Linked DNA regions of Homo sapiens: regions 2 and 3 are each linked to region 1. A link is a contact called in ENCODE Hi-C or POLR2A ChIA-PET data. All regions are on one chromosome and are shown on one strand. Each heading gives the region's core, a stretch centred on a gene start or an enhancer-like site at or near the end of the contact. The rest is flanking DNA. Distances are from core to core; before and after follow the strand shown. Region 1 holds the start of DENND4A (DENN domain containing 4A). Region 2 holds the start of USP3 (ubiquitin specific peptidase 3). Region 3 holds the start of SKOR1-AS1 (SKOR1 antisense RNA 1).

What was found. Hi-C counts contacts between places; a loop is a spot of excess contacts on that map. ChIA-PET counts read pairs that join two places held with the same protein, here RNA polymerase II (POLR2A). Pooled maps may share reads with other maps.
Region 2: a map of naive thymus-derived CD4-positive, alpha-beta T cell shows a loop between it and region 1 (13-fold over the local background). The contact joins the promoter of USP3 here to the promoter of DENND4A in region 1. A Hi-C loop is called at or near these places in 1 of 168 maps with a recorded cell type or tissue (naive thymus-derived CD4-positive, alpha-beta T cell), 3 of 37 single-sample maps with no recorded cell type and 9 of 50 pooled maps. POLR2A ChIA-PET finds 5 or more read pairs at or near these places in 3 of 52 experiments (CD4-positive, alpha-beta T cell, PC-3 and activated T-cell).
Region 3: a pooled map shows a loop between it and region 1 (2.6-fold over the local background). The contact joins the promoter of SKOR1-AS1 here to the promoter of DENND4A in region 1. A Hi-C loop is called at or near these places in 1 of 50 pooled maps. POLR2A ChIA-PET finds 5 or more read pairs at or near these places in 2 of 52 experiments (activated B cell and activated T-cell).

Annotation. Positions count from the first base shown.
Region 1 is chr15:65,789,972-65,794,573 of GRCh38, reverse strand. It overlaps DENND4A (DENN domain containing 4A), which reads left to right and starts at 2,281. Exons shown (of 33, transcript NM_001320835.1): 1 at 2,281-2,564. It overlaps LOC105370866 (a long non-coding RNA gene), which reads right to left and starts at 2,101. Exons shown (of 3, transcript XR_932372.2): 1 at 1,802-2,101. RefSeq lists enhancers at 1,585-2,204, 1,428-2,393 and a silencer at 2,395-2,724.
Region 2 is chr15:63,501,241-63,505,842 of GRCh38, reverse strand. USP3 (ubiquitin specific peptidase 3) reads right to left here and starts at 1,250. Exons shown (of 15, transcript NM_006537.4): 1 at 1,013-1,250. The coding sequence starts at 1,103. RefSeq lists silencers at 439-518, 589-788, 859-968, 1,319-1,658 and enhancers at 1,384-2,176, 2,649-2,698, 2,177-2,970.
Region 3 is chr15:67,836,926-67,841,527 of GRCh38, reverse strand. It overlaps SKOR1-AS1 (SKOR1 antisense RNA 1), which reads left to right and starts at 2,649. Exons shown (of 3, transcript NR_120345.1): 1 at 2,649-2,818; 2 at 4,095-4,438. RNU6-1 (RNA, U6 small nuclear 1) reads left to right here and starts at 1,483; the gene lies at 1,483-1,589. RefSeq lists enhancers at 1-592, 1,088-1,137, 593-1,545, 4,169-4,602.

The DNA of each region.
Region 1 (4,602 bases), core at 1,032-3,531:
ATGGGGCCAAAATTTATTATCCAAAAAATTCTATTTGGCTCATGTCTACATTGTTAGAATCCCTTGCCCAAATCACATCTAGGGTTTAGGTTTAACTGTGACTATAGTCACATATGCCTGGAGTGTTGAGAGGACTCCTGATATGACTGTTAAGGGGGGCTCTGAGGTACGATACTTCCTGGGTACACAGTCAAATGCTGCGTATTGGTTTTCTACTGTTTATCAATATTGTTCTTTAAGAAGCTATTTTCTCTGATTAAAAAAACCTTCACGCCTTTTAAACTTTTGAAAGGTTTTAGAATCTCATTGTGTATGCTACATGCAACTATATAACATTTTAATTGGTACTCTGTAGATGAAAATATTTGTGTGTATATATATATATATATGCACATATACATGTATAACCAACTAAAAGAGTGCTTTTGCTGCTAGTGGAATATTTTGATATGCCAAGCTACTCCTTAAAGAGGAATTGACCTGATACGTCTAGCAACACTTAAAACTAATGAAAGGCTAAATCTGTGTCCAATGGGTAAAGAATTGGGAGGGTTCCCAACTGGACTTTAAAAAAAGCTTTTTAAGGTAGGGCACAATGGCTCATGCCTGTAAACCCAGCACTATGGGAGGCTGAGGTGGGTGGATCACTTGACCCCAGGAATTCAAGACCGGCCTTAGGCAACATAGTGAGACATAGTCTCTACAAAAAACAGAAAAATTTGCTGGGTGTGGTGGTGGGCACCTGCAGTCCCAGCTACTCCAGAGGCTGAGGTGGGAGGATCAATTGAGCCTGGGAGGGAGGCTGTAGTAAGCCGTGATCAGGCCACTGCACTCCAGCCTGGGCAACATAGCAAGACTCTGTGTCAAAAACAAGTCTTTTTTTACAGCTTTAACTGACATACAGAGGACTACATATATTTAAAGTATGCAACTCGATTGTTTTGTTTTGTTTTAAAGCAAAATCTTGCTCTGTCACCCAGGCTGGAGTGCAGTGGCACAATCTCGGCTCACTGCAGCCTCCGGCTCTGGGGCTCAAGCGATCCTCCCACCTCAGCCTCTCAAGTAGCTGGGACCACAGGCGCACGCCACCACGCCCGGCTAATTTTTTGTATTTTTGGTGGAGACAGGGTTCTCGCCATTTTGCCAGGCTAGTCTTGAACTTCTGAGCTCAAGCTGACCCTCTTGCCTCGGCCTCCCTAAGCGTTGGGATTACAGGCATGAGCAAAGGCGCCTGGCCTCAGTTATTTTTCTAACCTTTATAGCATGTTTCCCCTTAAAATGTGCTTAAGTACTTTTTTATTGTCCCTCTTCTCCCACTAAACTGCAGTTTCCTGAAGGCAAAGGTTTTCTGTTTCCCTCACCACTGTGCACCCTCTGTATGGATGTTTGTTGACTGAATGAATGAATACAATGAAAGAACTGGAGGTAGGAAATAAAGTTGTAAACTTGGTTAGTAAAAGGCTATGCAATTTAGGAAAAGTTGACTTTAAAGCAGAGGGATTTTGGGGGTCCTGTTTCTTCTTTCATTTGTCCATGGAATAATGTCTAACATTTATTGAGTACTTTCAAGCACTATACTAAGTACTTCACAGGTACTATAGAATTTAACTCCCGAGCAACCCCATGGGGGTAATCAAGCTTTATTAACCTCATCTGTCAACAGCCATCAATGGTGGAGAGCCACAGTCAGGTTTAAGTAGGCCGTATCCAATTAATCCAAAGTAATCGACACCCCGTCAGTCAACAATAGCTGTTTCATCAACGTACTTTTCGGAGAAACCCCCTGAATTCCCCGCTTTACCTTTCTATCTTGGGACCGAAACCTACTCGGCGGTTGCTAACCCTTAAGGGAGTTTCCTGGAGAATGTGAGCACCCTTGGTGGAGGAGCAGCAGCTGCTCAGATCTAGCAAGTCTGAGACGAACCGAGCAAGGCAATCTCAGGACTCCCAGAGTGCCGGGGAGGAAGGAAGAAACAGGTCAGTTGGCGCGAACTGGATTCTTGTGCCTCTGGGTGACGAAAGGTGAAGGGATTGTACGCTTCGCCCACGCCAGCCTGGGGCTCGGGATCTCCTGACCCGACGGGGAACCACGGTGCGTTTCCCCAACTACACCGCACGTCACGGACTAAGGCGACTTAGTCCCGCCCACCTTCACCGCCCCATTATCAGTTTGGCGCTAGGACCCCACGACCCTCAACTCGGCCCTCTCCTCCCACTCGGGCCAGATCCGGCCTTCGATTGGTGCTCGCGGGCGTGATTCCCGCCCCCGCCCCTTCCGTCATTGCCAAGATGGCGCCGGTCGCGGTGGCCGCGGAGGCTAGAGTCGGAGAAAGAGGCGGAGGCAGTGGCGGCCGCGAGGGGAGGGGGAGTCCCGTCTGACTGAGACGGCAGGCCTGGGCGGGCGGGCGGGGGTGCCGCGAAGGGCGGAGCGCCGGGCTGGGGATGAGCTAAGCGGGCTCAGAGCGCCGCGGCATTCAGCCCCTCGTGTTCCGCTACCGCGCGTGCGGGATTCCGGCGCCGCTCTCCGAGCTCGATCCGCTGCTCGCACGGGAGCCAGCTGGGTGGTGAGTGCGGGGGCGGCGACCCGGGCAGCGGTGGCAGGTGGAGCTGTCACGGCCCGGAGAGGTGACAGCCGGGGGCGCGGGAGCGGGGCGGGTGGGTTCGGGGAGGAGGCACGGATGGCCGAGATCTCCGCCCGAGAGCTCCTGAGATCCGGGAGGTGCTCCGCGGCTCGGTCCGCCCCGGGATGGCGCGGCGGTGCTGAGAGTAGCACCCGCGCCTCTGCGTCGGACGCGTGGGGGGCTCCTGTGTTTTCATTCCAGATTTTCTATTCCAGGCTGGCCTGGGGCTGTTGTTATTTGGGAGTGGGGGCGGGGAGGGGGAGGTCCTGGATCTGGGATTTTGACAAGCCCGTTACGTAAGTCGGAGGTGGCTTCCCGGAATCCCACCTGCTCGGTATCTGAGACAGGCGGCGGGGGGAGCCCGGGGTGCCTGCAGGCCCACTTTTCCTCCCAGGGTCTGTTCAGCCTTCCCCGGCCCGCGGGCACGGGTTCTGCGTGAGCGCGGCCAGCGTCCAAGTTGACCAGTTTTTTTTCTAGTCTTTTTGGGGGGGTGTGTGGTGGGGGAAGGGAACTGTTCCTGGTTACCACCATTCCCTTTGAAGTTTATTGTTTTCTGGAGGTGGGGGGCAGGAAAAACAGTAAAAAGCTTGTGACCTAAAATTGGGTCGCAGCGACAGCTTTTCATTATCGTGCTTTTAAATGACAGATGTGCTGGAAGATTGTTGTTGTTGTTCCAATGTGCTTTTAATTCAAACGTATGGTTACGCCTAGAACCGTAGAGAGAGGTTTTTGTCTTATAGGACAGTTATTTCTTGTTTGCAACAGCAGGACAGGCATCAGTCAACAGGCATGTATTTATTTGAGGAGAAAACGCGTGTCAGCCAGCTAGAGACCCGTGAGGGCAGAAATTGTATTACTCTGTGAATATGTTATTCTTTAAAATGTATTATACGTTAATGAAAAGAATAGCCCGAATGTAAAAGAAGTCTTAGAAGATTACAAGCTGTTATTTGGTGTGTATATAGTCTCCTTCTATTTTCTGTTTACCCTAGTATACCTCTTCTCTCCTTGGGGGAGGAGGTGGAGACACCTGTAAACAGCGTAGCCCCGGTTACGCTAATCTATTGTAGTACATTTGGGATTATTTTAAGAAGTATTCTGGGGGACCTAAGATTGGGTAATAAGTAAGGACTCTTGAGCAAGTTATTCAGTTTATGTTGATAGCGGTTCTGGGATTCGACTTCTGAAAACTTAAGTATACAAAATTTCTGAGCTGTTTGAACCCTGTTTGAACTTAAAATAAAATATTATATTTGGCTTCTTTTTTGGAAACTGTTTTGGGCAGAATTAAACATTTTCGGCAATTTTTACTTTATTTTCACGATTTCCCTTTGAACCACAGCTCTCAGTAGGAGTCCAGAACAGCATATGTTATCATCATCATTATATATAATATGTTACATAATTTTCTTTTTCTGAATGATTAAACATAGACCTACTTCACTGTGGAGTTTAATTTTTGTTTTATATTATTTTTTAAGCCCCTTCCATTCTGGGATCACTGTGGAATTTTATAACAGTGTACTTGCTGAGAAAGTTAATTGATCTTGATACCAGTCGCAAATTGGGAATAAATGTAGATAACTTTTGGTCCAAGTTTTAAACTTATATACACAAATTTACATTTTTGAAAATTGGTGAAGCAATATGAATTTTTTGTCTGTGCAAGAGAGCCAGGAAGTTGATGCTGATTTGTTCTGAACTTTTCCACATGAATTACCACTGGTTTAAAGAGTTATTGATTCTCAAGTTCCTGGAACTGTTGTCCTATTTCTGGTAACTTGAATAGTATTTAGTATAATTGGGAGGCTAGAAGAAGAGACTACATGACATTTATTAATTCATTAAAAAAATTATGGCAGAATTGTAAAATAAAATTAGCTGGGATTAATAGAATTGTAAAATAAAAGTAGCTGGGACTACAGGCGTGCACCACCGTGCTTGGCTAATTTTTGTATTTTTTGAGACGGGGTTTCGCCAT
Region 2 (4,602 bases), core at 1-2,500, 2.3 Mb after region 1:
TTTCTGAAGTGCACAATTCGAATTGTACGCTATTAATATAACCCAAGATACCAGTGACCATCTCAAAGCTAATAAACAAAGACTAGCGGTGGCACCAGGGCCCTACCAGGAAGTAAGCAAAGCCGTGTGGCCGGTGCGATCCTAAGAAGTCGCTTAGAGCAGACAATGAGAGGGCACTGGGGCTTCCAAGGGGGCCAGCAGGAGTTAAAACGCTTAAGCTACTCAAAAGCCTTATATAAATCTAATAAGTGTTTCACAACACAGGAACTGGGAATCCCAACGCATTTTCGGACAACCCAAAAGGTCTGAAAAACAAACTCGAGCAGTCCCCTCCAAAGCAGCTGTTGGCTCAGCCTCCGAGCTTCTCAGCCCGCAGCCTGTTTTCAAACTTCACCATCCCTGACGGATGAAAGACCCCGACCTCCGCCGCCCGAGCTCCCAGCGCCTCTCGGGGTTTCGAGGTGCCCGAGCCTGCGGAGAAGGGAAAGGAAACCCGGGCCGGGTTCGGCGGAGGAGAGGAGCCCCGCGCGCCCCGCAGCCCAGACAAAGCTGCGCCCGGAGAGCGGCGCTCTTCCCGCCCTGTCTGCGGAGAAGCGCGGCGCGGGCCCCGCCACACGTGCGGCCGCCCCTCGGGGGCCGGACACCCGCCCCACAGGCGACCCCGCAACACGGACGGGCACAGCCCCCGGCCACGGCAGGGCGGGGCAAGGGCGCACGCAGCTGGCCAGGGTCCCCGCCTGCCGCTGCCCCCACGCGCTCGAGGCCTCCGCGGACTCCCGCCCCTCGCGGCCCTCTCCTTCGCTGGCCCGGCCGTCGGGCCTCGGGAAACAAAGGAGCCGCCGCCGCTCCCGCACGCGCCCGCCTCATCGCGTACCCTCCCCAGCCCGCCGGGCCCGGCTCGCCCTCGCCCCTCCCCGAGTCCGCGCGCCGGCCGCCTGCGGCCCCTAGACGGCAGGCCCGGCAGAGCCGCGGCCTCGGGTGCGCTGCGGGGCCGGCCCGTGGCCGCACTCACCGCTGCAGCACCAGGACGACGGGGAGCCGTTGGGGAACTTGGCTGAGTCCGGAGCAATGCAGACGCTGGAGCTCAGGTGTGGACACTCCATGGCCACGAGGAGGGCAGCTGGGAGGACTGCGGCTCCAGGACCCGGCGAGGTGGGGGCGGAGGAACTCCGGAGGCTCCGTCTGGTGTCGCTTCTAGCCGGGCGCTCGGCCGACGGCGGCTGCGTCTCGAGCCCTTGCGTCAAAGAAAGCACGGGCTTCCGGACGCCGGGTTTTCTCGCCCGCCGTCTCCCGGCGCCCCGCTCCGTAGAACGTGTAACTCCGAGATCCGGGTTCTGCAGCCACCCCTAGACTGGAGGCTTCCGCCTTTCCAGGCCGGCCCCTCCCCGCCCCGCCCCCGGGTCCGCCCCCGCCCAGCCCGCGGGGTGGGGTCCCGGCGAGCTCCAGCTGGTGGCGCAGAGTCCGGCTGTGTTCCGAAGTGACTTTCCTAGTCACGCCGCTTCCCCGGCCCCGGGAAGGGTGGGGCGCCGAGCAGGGCACCCCGGGCCGTCCGCGGCGTTTCCTGCGGTGGGCGGAGGATACTGAACCTATGTGGTGCGGACTACTCGGTGGCTTCGTGGTAAAAATCCGGCCGCTCCGCAAAGTGTAAAGAAGAACTTTAAAACCTCTCGGGCAGACAGGCACCGTGGCCCTCATTTTATACACGAAGAAACAAGCTGGGGAGGCCAAGGGCCTGGCCCCGGGGGAGGCGGGCAGCGGGTTTCATGGGTGCCAGGGCAGTCCCGCCCGACTTAGCGTTAGGCTCCTTGCGGCAGGTGCGATCCGTAGCCCTTTCTAGGTTCTGAACACGTGGCGTTAGCCAGCCACCTAGATGCTGCGTGGGTGGGCCCGCAGGGGCGCCCATGAACCCACGTTCAAATCCTGTCACTGTGACTCACCATCTGCGTTACCTCCAGCACATCGTAGGACTTTCAAGCCAGGAAGTTCAAGTGAGATAAACGTAGCCTGGGATTGCTGGGCAAGCTAAACTCCCCATTACCAGGCGATAAGAAGGGAAGGGATCTAGCATTTGTTAGATACCTAAGGTCTCCCAGCCAGGCACTTCCCATACCGCATTTAAGCCTCGCAACACCCTACCAGCTGTTACCATCCCCTTTTTACCGCAGGGGGAAACCGAGTCTGTAACTTGTTGATCTGTATGGAGATTGGATCCCTGACCCTCTGACCTCTTTTTAGTGAGGGATTAGAGAAGAGGGCAAGCCTCAAGGGGCCGCTTGGGCCGGCATACCCTGGATCGAGCCTGCGATCTCACTGGGGCACTTGAGGACGTCCGGGGCTATTACAAATATTGCTTCCAAGTTGGGGCTCCTTGTAAAACCCGGCGAAGGAGCCTCGGGGCCAGAAGGCGAGCAGGAGGAGGGGGAAGACTGATGTGGCAATCCTGCGGCCAGAGCGAGAGGAGGAAGGAAGGTCAGGAAATGATTAACCGGGCCGGGCAGTGGTTAGAGCCGGGCACCTCCCCGCAATGCAGTCCTAGAGCAGCCAGGGACGCCCCGTCAATCACTTCTTACTCCTCCCTACCTCCCACGCCACAAGTCGGCCTCTTCCGCATAGACCTCTGCCTAATGGTATCCACCCACCGGGGGCACCTCTGCTCATCCTTTCCCCAGAAGTATTTCTGGGTCCTCAAAGATCTGTCCTTTTCCAAGTGGTATTTGCTGTTAGAGCAAGCCTCGGCCTGGGATTTTTATGGCAGTGATGCGTTGTGGAAAGTGCGTCTGCCTAGGAAGGCAGGCCGGCATGCTTTCAAATCTTAGCTCTGCTGCCTACTTGACGGCCAGGCTTAGCAAGCGTCTCTAGCCGTTCCAAGCCTTTTCTAGATCTGTAAAACTGGAAGAAGAATACTTGTCTCGCAAGGAACATGTGAGAATTCATGAAAATTGCCACCACATACTAGGTGGCCAATAAATTATAACTTTGTATTTGTTTTTACTGACACTAGATGAGAGCTGCTTCCCTGGGAAGCGGGAGGAGGAGAAACAATAATATCTGCCCTTGGCTCAAGTTCTTCCACCCATCTCTCCATGTCAACCTATTTGTCTTTAAGGCCTTGCTCCACCAACCTTCTGTTTCCTCCGGACACCCACCCCCACTTAGCATCCATAACCCCTTGTTCGGCCCTGGAGCATGACCTCACTCAGGCCATGCTTCATACTGGTATGTAATATTTCTTCACCCTCTCAGAGACTCCGTTTCCTAATCCCCTAGACTTCAGTTTAAACATCACTTCCTGAGGGAGTCTTTCCCGACCCTTTCCCACCCGCAGGGTACCTCCCAGTGTGTGATGTCCTTGTCTGCCCCAACACCGGCTTTTAAAAACACTTAAAACAAAAAACAAAACAAAAAAAAAAACAGTGTCTCCTATATTGCCCAGGCTGGTCTCGAAATCCTGGGCTCAAGAGATCCTCCCGCCTAGGCCTCCCAAAGTGCTAGGATTACGGGCATGAGTCACCGCGCCCGGCCTAAAAACACTCTTCATGCGTGTAATTATTTGTTTAATGTCTCTCTTCCTCTTGTTTGTCCATAAGGTAGCAAACAAGTCTGTCTGGTTTTCTGCTTTATTTCTAACATGCAATGTAGAACATGGAGGATGTCTGATAAGTAAGTGAATACATGACATGAACGGGTGAGTGTGCGGTATGTTAGCCATGTCTACCATGGGCAAGAGCCTAGCAGGTGGCCCAATATTTGCCAATATTTGACCCCTAGAGATGATCTCTAAATTTCCTTTCAGTTCTAGCTTTATGATTTTAACGGAATCAGGAATGTGAAAGTGCTTTGTAAGGTGTAAGCTATTTTAAGGGAAAAAAAAGTTTCCATTAGTGACTTCTCTCCCCAGCTAGAATAAAAACCCTTGGGAGCAGGGGCCCTAATTTAGTCCCGATTGTGATAGTCCCCAGAGGGCAAGCTCTATCAGGCAGTCCAGAGAAGTTGGGCAAAATCAGAGAGGCCCTCCTGGGGCGTTTGCTAGATTTCCCTAAAATAGTGAACTTTCCTGTGTCTTTGAAAGTTTCCATAATAAGAAAAGAGTGGAGAAAAAGAAACCCGCAGTGAGTAAATGAGTCAAATGGGGGAAGACCATGAGGCACACTGGGAAATCTGCCTTTTCAGTCCCTCGTTTCTTCAGCTGCATTTAATACAACATTCGCGTTTTTATTCTTGGCCCGCATCCCTCTGGCACTGAGGAGCTCTGACTTACATCCCAGGGAGCCCTGATGGTGACGAGCCAGCCTCCAGCCTCCAGCTCCCGTGCTCTTGAGTGCGCTGCTCCCGGGATTCCCCACCCAGCCCTCTGGACATCCGGGGGCGGGGAGGGAGGGTGGTTTCCGCGGCAAAACCTGCCCGAAGCGGCGGGCCTGTTCTAAAAGTTTGCATTTTTCAAAGGGGAGGAATGCAAAATTGCAACCGTACTATCAAATGTTTCTCTCCTAAAGGATAATTGTGTATATACATGGAAGTGGGGTCGGTAGTGAGGGGAGGGCAAGGTCATATATTGCAGGGGAACCACTTCAGGAAAGGTCTCAAGGTTGCCGCGATTTTCCT
Region 3 (4,602 bases), core at 1,400-3,899, 2.0 Mb before region 1:
AACTCCCTGGCAGTGGCTCCCCAGGTCCCTCCCCTCTCTCAGTACTGAGCCACAGCACTGCTGGGAGCAGCAACTACCACCACAGTGGTCTCCCGGGAAGGGCTGGCCCAGATGGGTGACACTGAGTCAGGTGGTTGCAAGGTCCTCTGCCTGGATCTCGGTCCCCGTCCCCTCAGCGCTGCCGCCGTTATCATCAATGACAGCTCCAATGTCACCTTCTCTCTTGCCCCACTGAAGTGGCCATCATCCCCCAGGCACTTTCTATGCCACACTTTCACAGCACACGTCTCGGCATCCAGAGGGCTCTTTCATGTCTGCCTGGCTCCCCTGCTGGAACCGAGCTCCATGACCATAGCAACCCTGCCCACTCACGCATCCCTGAAGCCCGGGTGCTGACACCACAGATGTTCAATATTTGTTGAAGGAATGGAAGTAGGAAGGAAAGTCTGAGCTGGTCAGGGCTTCTGGAGTAACTCTAACAAGGAAAGCGGAGGCTGCACTTGTGGTCTCAAATCTTTTCCAAACTCCACTGCGTAAAAAAAAAAAAAAAAAAAAAAAAAAAAAGTCTTTGAAACCAGACTCGCATCCAAATCCCAACTACTTTAACCAGTGGCAGGATCACTGGAGCAGATGGTTTAACCTCCCAGAGCCTGTTTGCTAAACTGCAAAATGGGGGAAATGATACCATTTAGGTTAAGCGCCTGGCTCTTTCTAAATGTTGGCTCAAACGGTGGTGACCCTTCCCAGACTTCCACCACTACTGGAAGTTTGCGTCCCAAAGCAGACACCCTCATCGCCTTGGCTCCGAATGCAGAGAGCTAGTTCCGAGAAGCCGAGGGGAAGCTGAAGGCGCGCCCTGGCCAACCCTCCCCACGATCCCCCGCCGCAACCCCTGTCGGCCCCTTCCAGCCCACAGTGGGTGGCCCCAGGCCTCGCTAGGGTCACGTCTCTCGGGTCCCCGCGCAGGGAAGGGTCCAACCAGCGACTCGCAACCTTTTCGGGGTCCCGAGTCCAACACCCGTGGGAATCCCATGGGCACCATGGCCCCTCGCTCCAAAAATGCTTTCGCGTCGCGCAGACACTGCTCGGTAGTTTCGGGGATCAGCGTTTGAGTAAGAGCCCGCGTCTGAACCCTCCGCGCCGCCCCGGCCCCAGTGGAAAGACGCGCAGGCAAAACGCACCACGTGACGGAGCGTGACCGCGCGCCGAGCGCGCGCCAAGGTCGGGCAGGAAGAGGGCCTATTTCCCATGATTCCTTCATATTTGCATATACGATACAAGGCTGTTAGAGAGATAATTAGAATTAATTTGACTGTAAACACAAAGATATTAGTACAAAATACGTGACGTAGAAAGTAATAATTTCTTGGGTAGTTTGCAGTTTTAAAATTATGTTTTAAAATGGACTATCATATGCTTACCGTAACTTGAAAGTATTTCGATTTCTTGGCTTTATATATCTTGTGGAAAGGACGAAACACCGTGCTCGCTTCGGCAGCACATATACTAAAATTGGAACGATACAGAGAAGATTAGCATGGCCCCTGCGCAAGGATGACACGCAAATTCGTGAAGCGTTCCATATTTTTACATCAGGTTGTTTTTCTGTTTTTACATCAGGTTGTTTTTCTGTTTGGTTTTTTTTTTACACCACGTTTATACGCCGGTGCACGGTTTACCACTGAAAACACCTTTCATCTACAGGTGATATCTTTTAACACAAATAAAATGTAGTAGTCCTAGGAGACGGAATAGAAGGAGGTGGGGCCTAGGCAGATTCATCTCTGCGGTGCATTTTGCCTCTGGCCCTCGGGCCCTAGTTTGCGATCTTTCCCATCTTGCCTCTGCTTCCCTCTGCACAATCCTGAGTATTGCAGTACCTTACACTTAAGGAAATTTCGTCTTGCCAAAGTTGATCCATTTCAGCTCCGAAACATAACAGGAACTAGTGCAACGATAAACGTATGAGGAACTTGCAATAAGAGTGACAGAATCCTTTGAATCAAAAAAAAAAAAAAAGCCACCACTTAATGAGTATCTACCATATGTCAAGGGCTTCACCAATATTTCATTGAAATATTCCAGACCAAATAAATAAATAATAAAAGAAAAAAAGAAAAGGGGGAGGGGGCAGAAAAATAAAATAATGTTTAAAAAATTCCTGACAGCCCCACCCTGTGGGTTTTACTGTTTTACTGTCATCATTTTACACCAATCACTGAGAGGTAAAGCCTGATAAGACTTACAGAGGCACAGACCCTGAAAAGATCGGGACCCAGGTCTCAGGTAATTGAGTTACAAAAACACAGTCCCGAGTGGTAAGACAAAGAGGAAACAAAGTCCAACCACGTTCAGATTTCCTGCGATGACTTAGGCAATGTTTTCTGAAATATCTTTCCAACAGAAAAATGGTGCAACTGCTTTGCTAGTGCTTCAGCATGCACGTGGGCCCTGCGGCCACTGGGACCTCAGTCGATCTGCCGGGAGCGGCCGCACAGCTCCCAGCCTCCAGGCGCGCCGCAGGAGGACTGTTAGGCTCGAAGCCCCGGAGCCACCCAGGGACAGCGGCGGGTACTCTACCAGCGGGCGCTGGGAGCTGCCGGGCAGCATTCCATTCAGGACTCATTCCTTTTCTCTTCAGTGGAAGTGAAATGATCCTTTCCAGGTAACAGCCGAGCATAGGGGACTGCGGGACATCTCCGCCTCTTCCTTGGCTCTGGGCCTTCGATGTAAGGCGTTAGAGGACAATCTTTGTTGGCTGGATTTCTGTTCTTCCCCTAGAGATATCTGGTTCTTTGGAGGCCACTTGGGCAATTGGGTGAGTAGTTTTAAATGTCTCCCTTGGGATGCCAAATAAGAAAACGACCAATGTCGATGTGGCTCCCTCTCTTTCAGCACAGACAACCCATCAGACTGGAATATTATTAGTCTACGTATGTGGAAGGGGGTGTTATGGGGAGTAAAATAGAATCCAAGAGTGAAGGACTTGGCCCAAAAAGGACTGTTGAGATTGTTCTAAAGAAACTGGTCGGGCGCAGTGGCTCACGCCTGTAATCCTAGTACTTTGGGAGGCTGAGCTGGGAGGATACCGAGGTCAGGGGTTCGAGACCAGTCTGGCCAACAAGGTGAAGCCCTGTCGCTACTTAAAAGAAAAGAAAAGATTAGAACAGAAATTAGGAAAAAGACAGGCAGTTCCTAGCCCCAGAAAATCCAGAGACCTGGCTGACTTCCTTTCCTCTGCACTAACCTGCTGAGGGAACTTGGGCAAGTCTTCGCCTCTTTGGACACATAGAGTCAATGCATTGGCGTTGCAGGATGCCCTTCCAACCTCTGTGCTTCTAGATTCTTATGAATGTGTCTCCAGAAACTCAATAGTCCATGCATTGGCGTTGCAGGATGCCCTTCCAACCTCTGTGCTTGTAGATTCTTATGAATGTGTCTTCAGAAAGCTCAATAGTCCAGGCTTGAAAAAGCACCGGTTTGTCCTCCTTTCTGGGCCCCCTTTCTGGGCCCCTGGAGGAGAGGAGGGTGATGGACTGGGGTACATTTTGGGACTCTAAAAGCATTCCTGGCTTGAGTCTCAGGAAAGTGAATTCAGAGGGAGTTGTAATCTTTGCAAACACCAATACAATAGCACTTCTTGTATGCCAGGAGCTGTTCTCAGTGCTTTACATATATTAACAGAAAACAGTTCTATGAAGTAGGTACTGTTAATCTCCCTATGTTATAGATGAGGAAGCTAAGGCACAGAGAGATTCAACAACTTGCCCAATGTCACTCATCAATGACAGGGCAGCATTGAGACCTCAGTAAATCTGGCTCCAGAGTTTGTGCTCTTAGCCAAGCATCTGAGGATGGAGAGAGGAGATGAGGCTGTTTAGAATTCATGGGAAGAGCATGCAGATCCAGTTCTGCTTTTGTTGGTGTTCTGAATTCAAGGCAGGAGTCACATGTTTGCAACGGATCAAGGCTTTAGAGCAGGGTAGCTACGAATGGGTGGACCTGTGTGCCAGTGACCTGGAAAAGTATGACGGAGTGAAGGAATACCCCCTTTAGGACACAGTTGGAACAGGAACAAAGTTTTCCTTTTCTAGGTTAACAATCACTTACCTGATACCTGCTCCCAAAACGAATCCTATTGATGAAGGATCTTCTTTCTGAGCAGTAAACCTGTGTTTAATTAACCTTATGCAAATGAGCTTAATTGCTTATCAGTGGCTGTTGTCCAGAAGCACCTAGGGATTCCTTCCCTCAGACATTTTCAGCACCTAGATGAACCGCAAAGTTGGAAGCCTTTCATCTACACATGTGTTGTGTGCCTGTGGAGCCCTGGGCCCTGTGTTGAAGATTGCAAGGAAAAGCAAGGTGTGACCCCTGCTGTGGACTTACTTTCAGTCTTAGGGCAACAGACACTTACAACCAAGAATAACAAAGGGAGGTGAGTGCCCTGCTAGCCTCATGAACCGAGTGCCACTAGAACACAGAGTCACCTGTGCTCCAGGAGTTAAGGGGTCTTCTAAGTGGTGCTTTTGCACACAGGTTACCCTGATTTGCAGAGGAAATGGAGATGGGAAGGGACTTACTGCTTTCTCCCGTGGGGGT